Linked DNA regions of Homo sapiens: region 1 is linked to region 2. The links are chromatin contacts, found by POLR2A ChIA-PET in ENCODE. All regions are on one chromosome and are shown on one strand. Each heading gives the region's core, a stretch centred on a gene start or an enhancer-like site at or near the end of the contact. The rest is flanking DNA. Distances are from core to core; before and after follow the strand shown.

Region 1 (3,777 bases), core at 861-3,360, 160 kb before region 2:
GCCCCGCCCGGTAGGGCCAGCCCAACCCCCGGGCAGGCACTGCCGCGACGGTTCCCTTCCCTGCGCCCCGCCCCATCCCCAAGTCTCGGCGGGGAGACCCCCTCACCACTGTGGCCATTGTTGCGCAGGCGCAGTTCTGGGAGCGGCGGGAGCTGGAAGCCCAGGAGTTCCAGGGGGCGCAGGGCCGGGCAGAAGGCGGCGAGCTGGGGGCGGATATCCACCGGGGACTGGAAGCGGCCCGCGCAGGCTGGGGACACCCGGGGCCAGGGCGGGTCGCCTGGGGTGGGAGAGTATAGTGAGGAAGTCTGACGCCTAGGTCAGGAACTTAGGGAACCCGGGTAGAAAAGGTGAGGGGGTGGGACGGTGGGCGGCGGGTGGGACGCCCGGGACCAGTGTTCAGGGACGGCTGTAGGGGAGATCCACAGAGCTGGGTTCCCAGATTGGGTCTGTGCAGCGGGTGGGTGTCTCACCTCCATAGCGCCAATGACTCTGGTCATCCCCTGTATAAATGAAAAGGATGAACCGCTCAAGCTTAGAGCCCCAATCCCTTCCTGGCGACCAAAACGATGTCACAAACGCAGATGCCTTACAGGAGCATTACGGGTAACAAATGCCTTAAGCGGGCCAGGTGCAAAGCACAGGAGACCGCACCCAAACTCAACACCGCAGCTGGGTGGGCCAAACAGCAATCCTACCAGCTTGCAATCATTGTCTTAGGGTCTGTAAAAGTGAGTGGCTGCTTCAGGCCAGGCGCTGTGGCTCACGCCTATAATCCCAGCACTTTGGGAGGCCAGGGTGGTTGGATCACCTGAGATCAGGAGTTCGAGACCAGCCTGACCAACATGGCGAAACCCCGTCTCTACTAAAAATACAAAAATTAGCCGGGCGTGGTGGCGCATGCCTGTAATCGCAGCTACTTGGCTAGAGGCTGAGGCAGGAGAATCACTTGAACCCGGGAGGTGGAGGTTGCAGTGAGCCGAGATCGCGCCATTGCACTCCAGCCTGGGCAACAAAAGTGAAAGTTTGTCTCAAAAAAAAAAAAAAAAAAAGTGAGTGGGCACTTCAGTCCTGAGTCCCAAATGAGTGAGTACACCATCTTTCCTTTCTCCCTTCTTTCTTCTCCCCACTCATCCCTCTGCCTTGTATGGTCTCCAACCCCTTTCCCCAAATTCCTGGCTTGGGAGTCAAGAAGCCACGTTTCTCTACCTGCTGTGTCCCTTCTTCCTAGGTCTCAATTTCCTCATTGTAGCCTAAGATGAGATGACTTCTACCAGCTCTTCTTGCTTGTCTCTGGTACCCACTTCACCTCCCAAGCTTTCCTTTTCTCTTCCCCTCAAACTCTCTGACTCTCCTTCTCCACCTATTTTTTTCCTCTGTCTGCACATTTTTTCTCTCATCTGCAGTTCTCATCCCTTTCTCTTCTCCAGCCTCCCCCTTCTCTCCCATCTCATCCAGCTCACCTCTCTCCTTTTGCACCCTTTTTATTTTCTCTCCACATCTGTCCCTTTCTACCTCCGAGAGTGGGGATGGGGATATTGGTATGGGACCTCTGGAAGGGCTTCTGTGGGGAGTACAGTCTCCCCTCCTTCCCTGAGTGAACAGAGCCTAGGCTGGGGTATGGGAGGGGAGTCATGAACCTCCTGGAACCTGGATTTGGAGATTGATGACCACTTACCTTCTTTGTCCCTGTGGGCATTATTCTGGGGTTCTTGAGGATCTCCAGGAGCCTCAACAGTAGGTAGATCCTCTAACTTCAGGGAGCCCTCTTCTTCTGATTTAGGCTTAACTTCAGGTAGATCCTCCTCTCCAGGTAGATCCTCCTCTCCAGGTAGATCCTCCTCTCCGGGTGGATCCTCCTCTCTGGGTGAATCCTCTTCACTGGGCAGATCCTCCTCGCCCAGTGGGTCATCTTCCCCAGAAGAGCCTCCTCCCAAGGGGGAATCCTCCTGCATCCGGGGCAACCTCTGGGGATGGACAGGCACCAGAAGCAGCAGTGACAGCAGCAGTTGCACAGTGAGGCCTGGAGCAGGGGCCGGGATCAACAGAGGGAGCCAGGGGCTGGGGCACAGGGGAGCCATGCGGCTGACTGTGGGGTGTCCCAGCACACGGTGTGTACGGGCTGTACGTGCATTGGAAACGAGAGCTGGGTGGGGGAGGAGCAAGCCTGGAGGGGAGCAGGCTGACTCACAGAGCGCCCTTTTGCAGAGATGGAGCCAAAGTCTCACAGGTTTGTCTGGCCCTGTGCCCTCTCCCCCATACCAAAGCTAGGATGGGGGTGGAGTGAGGGGCAGGTGTGTGCACAGGCAGAAGGTTATCGGGGCCATGGACTCAGCTTGGAACCCAAGGCACCACCTGGCACTATGCAGGCTCTCCCTGGCACCACCCAGCTGCTTGCCAGCCAGCCTCAGCTAACCCTGGCCTGCTTCCCAGCTCCAGGCACAGAAGGGGAAAGGCAGGGGAGCTGGGGCCCCCATGTCCTCTGGCTGAGAGGGAAAGCAGCTCATGTATACATCCCTGACTCCACCAGGAAGCAGGTAAAGAGGTAGGGCAGGCTGCTAGGGGAGCCCGAGGGTGAGTTAAGTAATGGGTATGTGGGAGACAAACTTGAGCTTGAATGAAAAGCAAGTGTATGTGTCAGAGGGGCTCTGATAGGTTTAACCTATATTTATTTTTCAACACATTACTCTCCTGCTCAAAAGCCTTCATTGGCTCCCCACTGCCTGCCACGATATGCACATTGTGTACTTCTGACTTCCAACTTCCTTCAAAACCTTGCCCAAGAGACCTTTCCATCTTGTCTCCTACTACTCTCCCTCATACTCTAGCCAAATTAAACTATTATTTTTTTCTCCAAACCTTTTACCACCTTTGTTAATCTAGTTCTTGCTCCCTGAAATGCTATTTACTATTGCATTCAACAAATATTTATTTAGTACTACCATAGGTCCAGCACTGGGCTATGGACTAGGGACATGGAAATGAATAAGACACGGTCCCTCATTTTGGGAGGCTGAGGTGGGTGGATTGCTTGAGTCCAGGAGTTCGAGACCAGCCCGGGCAACATGGCCAAACCCTGTCTCTACTAGAAATACAAAAAAATTAGCCAGGTGTAATGGCATGTGCCTGTAGTCCCAGCTACTCAGGAGGCTGAAATGGGATGATGGTTTGAGCCGAGGCGGTTGAGGCTGCAGTGAGCTGAGACTGTACCATTGCACTCTGGCCTGGGTGACAGAGCAAGACCCTGTCTCAAAAAAGAAAAACAAAAACAAAAACAAAAAACGCTACCTGCCCTGAGCAGCTCACAATCTAGTGAGTGAGGGCAAACCCTGTCAATATCATCATATTGAGGGAAGAGAGATGAATTCTGCTTTAGAAGATAATATAGAAGTAGGCAAATTTGATCATGTCCTTGAAGAAATACCAGTTCCATTGGTAAAAACAATAGGGAGAATGATATTCTGGGCAAAGGGAAGGCATAAAATATTATGAGCAGGAGAGTGACAGAATCCAGTTCTCATACTAGGTCACGTTGAGGGCTTGAGGGCTAGTATGGAGCACAGATTGCAGGGGAAGACTGGGTGCAAGGAGATGGGGCAGAAGAGTGTGAGGACACCAAGAATGGGCTTAGGCCTCCCAGTTTTTTTCTTTTCTTTTCTTTTTCTTTTCTTTTCTTTCTTTTTTTTTTTTTTTGAGACAGAGTCGCACTCTGCTACCCAGGCTGGAGTGAAGTGGCGCGATCTCGGCCCACTGCAATCTCCACCTCCCAGGTTCAAGCGA
Region 2 (3,656 bases), core at 347-2,846:
CTGAGTTTCATACCCAGGTGTGTTTGGTACCACAGTAACTGTGCTCTTTTGCTTGATGTATAAAAGAGGGACGGGAGGAGGAAGGAAAAACAAAACAAAACAGAAAACAAAGTATAACTCATGGTATGATCCCATTTTTATTTAAAAAAAATGCATACACATCTTCTTTTTGATCATCTGTATTTTCTGGCAATAAGTGGGATGATGGGACTCTTTTGGGCCATCTGGGATCCTCACAGGCCTGAAAGCCTGGACCTCATGAAACATCAGCACAGGAGACATGAGGGACTACCCACTTACAGCCTCAAAGAGAACAGCTACCTGTACTGGGAGAACAGGTATCTAATGAGTGCCCACTAAATGCCTAATACCTTAATTCAGAGAAGAAATAAAAGCTACAGGCATGCATAGGGCAAATTATAATTCATTGAGAAAGCTAAATGTTGTTTTAAAAGATTCAAATTATATTCAAAGTTCTAAAATGCCTTATATTAGCTTGAGAAAATTATGAAAATAAAAACAAAAAATTAGATGAAAATATTCTTGAAACTTGTGCTTGCCCCTTTCATGAGAAACTTGTAAAAGAAGAGTTATACCTGAAGAGATTTTCCTATTTTTTTTTTCTTTTTTTGAGATGGAAGTCTCGTTCTGTCGCCCAGGCTGGAGTGCAGTGGCGCGATCTTGGCTCACTGCAACCTCCGCCTCCCGGGTTCATGCCATTCTCCTGCCTCATCCTCCCGAGTAGCTGGGACTACAGGCGCCAGCCACCACGCCCAGCTAATCTTTTGTATTTTTTAGTAGAGACGGGGTTTCACCTTGTTAGCCAGGATGGTCTCAATCTCCTGACCTCATGATCCGCCTGCCTCGGCCTCCCAAAGTGCTAAGATTACAGGCGTGAGCCACCGCGCCCGGCCGAGATTTTCCTATATTTTTATCTTGAATTAGCACATTAGTTTACAGGTAGATAACATAAACCTGATATATATCTTTTAGGAGAGTTAAAAATAGAAGAATTACAAAAAGCACTAAGGATTATAAAGCAAGAAAGTATATTATAACCATTTATATACACTTTCTATTTCCTTCTTGATTGCATGCTAAGGACAGAGGCTATCTTCATCTTTGTAGTCACTGAACCTAGCCTAAAGTCTGGCATGGGGTAGATGATTAAAATGTTTACTGAGTTGAACTAAGTTCGAGGAACTGAAATCTTCACCAAATAAACTGGAAACATTTCTTCAGAGCAGAATTTGGCTCATTACAGATGTGGACATATTTACACATACTTAGTTCTAGTCCTCCTTTTTGGGATGTGGGGTACTGAAATGGATCTAGGGAATCCAGTGATGGGCTTCTGGAATATGCAGGGGGAGTATCCTTGCGACAGCTCCTCTCTTCATACCATACTCATACTCAAGTATGAGTTTCCTTCATATCTGGCAATGCGCTCCCTCTACTGCCAGTGGGAGCCACAGCAGGGGACCAAGAACAGCAGGTTCCAGACAGAATGACAGACATCCTGCCCTCCTTTTCTCCCCCTTTAACCTCACAGTCTTCAACTCTGTCCTATTAGCTGCTTCCAATAGGGACTGCTGAGTAGCTAGGAAAGAATGCAGGATATGTTTCAAAAGTCCAGCACTAGCTGAGGGCAGTGCTATAAAGTTACACTAAAAAGGGCAGTCTATAAAGTTACATAAGACCCAGCTCTGCTCGCTGGGAGCTTTTCCAACTCCATCTGAAGAGACTCCTCAAGCTGTTTGGAGTTTCAGGAAAAGTGTTTGGAATTTCCTGCTTGGCCAACCTATACTGGAGCTATCTCTGGGTAGATGTTGGGAGGTTCCAGCAGAAAAAGTAGTAACTCTGTGCTCCCATTGTCGGCTGCTTCCCCACTGGGTTCAGTGGGGACAGCAAATAGCATAGTCCATTTATAGTCAAAATCTCAGAATAAGAACAAGCCCTTTGCCAAAAACACAGCCCATCTGGCATCAAGCCCTAGGGGCCCACCCAAAGGAGGCAGGACCTGGGAAATCTAACAGCCCAACCCAGTAATACACAACAGTGCTCTAGAAGAGTTTCCTTCTCTGCTTTGGGCAAACGTTTGAAGGAATCTGCGGCCCTGAGAACCTTAAATGCCAAAGTCTCACCCAAGGACTAAAGGAATTACTCAATAAATCTTAACTGAGTACCTCCAAAGTGCCAGACACTGTAGTGTGTGAAAGAAAAAAACCTGATGCCTGCCTTCATGGAGTTTATAGTTCACCCAGGGAGACTAAACAAATAAATAACTATGACTGTATACTCGATTAAGTAGGCCTTTGGAATGTGCTGCATTCAAAGGAAAGATAGTTAAATCATGAAAGCCAGCTCCATCCAGGGAGGCCAATTAGCATATTTATTAATCAGGGTCCAGTTTACACTGTATTGGCAATTAAAATTATCTGTTTTCTCTTTAAAAATTTTTATTGTAGAGACGGGGTCTCACTATGTTGGCAAAGCTGGTCTTGAACTCCCGGGCTCAAGCAATCCTCCCACCTCGGCCTCCCAAAGTTCTGGAATTACAGGTGTGAGCCACCATATGCCCAGCCAATTACTTATGCCTGAATTGAAAACTCTTGAAAAGTCACCGGAATCTATCAATAACATACTCTTGGTTAAGCTCCACTTTTATTCCCATTCATTTTGTGGGAATTCAGTACCTATTTTTATATTACATATTTTTATTTAAGGCATAGGAACTCACTTCAATTAACAAACTACTGTCCATTACACTGGAGAAATAGAACCCTGATTTGCTCTTTTCAGCATCAGGCCATTCATTTTTGTTTCTTTCTGGTCAATGTAAAGAGCTAAGAAAAGGTAGGTATAGAACTCTGCTCTTCAGGACTAATTCTGTAGCAGCTGGCAAGTTATTTGATTCCCCTCAGCCTCTGTTTCATTTTAAAATGGGGATAATACCTTCCTACAGGGTGGTGGTAGGAGTTACAGAGAAGATATATAAGACATCTAGGACAGGGACTGGTATTTAGGCAGGGCTCAATAAATGACAACTATAATAAATGTGAATCAGGAATCTCCTCTTTTCTTTAACCTGAATCCCTCCTATTGCCTTTTTGAGACTGTACTACCGTTCAATTTACCAGTTTACAACAGGGAACCATGTCATGGTCATAGCCAGTGTTTTCTTTTCAATAGGAATACTACCTCAAATTCTTTAACTTTTCTTCACGGCTTTGTTCTTTGTCCCCCTGTAAGTTGTAAAGTAAAGCAGCTCTAACCTAGGCAACATCTCGGGAAAATATATAGAAAGGAGGTTAGAGTGAATTTATGTTAACTGTAAATCAAGAATTTCCTGCCCAATGAACACGGGTAGGTACAGGTCTACTTGAATTGCTCACTGTCACCAGAACACAGTAGAAGCAAGTCTTCCATGTAAACTCATGGGCTGACAAGATTCTCCTTAAAAGATCTAATTATTTCCAGACATGTACACCATGTGACCCTCCCTAAGTTCCACAGCTTCTGCTTTAGAAAAGTTTCTCTGGACAAGGTGGTGTGCCTCCGGGGCTCAAGTGATCCTCCTGCCTCAGCATCCTGAGTAGCTGGGACTACAGGTATGCACCATCACACTTGGCTAATTTTTAATTTTTTTTTGAAGA

Evidence for each region. ChIA-PET counts read pairs that join two places held with the same protein, here RNA polymerase II (POLR2A).
Region 1: POLR2A ChIA-PET joins it to region 2 with 10 read pairs in AG04450. The contact joins the promoter of CA9 here to the enhancer-like site in region 2. POLR2A ChIA-PET finds 5 or more read pairs at or near these places in 3 of 52 experiments (AG04450, IMR-90 and WTC11).

What each region holds. Positions count from the first base shown.
Region 1 is chr9:35,672,261-35,676,037 of GRCh38, reverse strand. It overlaps CA9 (carbonic anhydrase 9), which reads right to left and starts at 2,110. Exons shown (of 11, transcript NM_001216.3): 1 at 1,676-2,110; 2 at 471-500; 3 at 107-277. The coding sequence starts at 2,078.
Region 2 is chr9:35,509,157-35,512,812 of GRCh38, reverse strand. The region is part of intron 1 of RUSC2 (RUN and SH3 domain containing 2); the gene reads right to left. Among named protein-coding and RNA genes, the nearest start is that of RUSC2, 21 kb to the right of the region's middle. Within about 2 kb of position 1,596, at least 27 of the 41 ENCODE cell types and tissues checked have a DNase peak (open chromatin) inside an H3K27ac peak, as active enhancers do.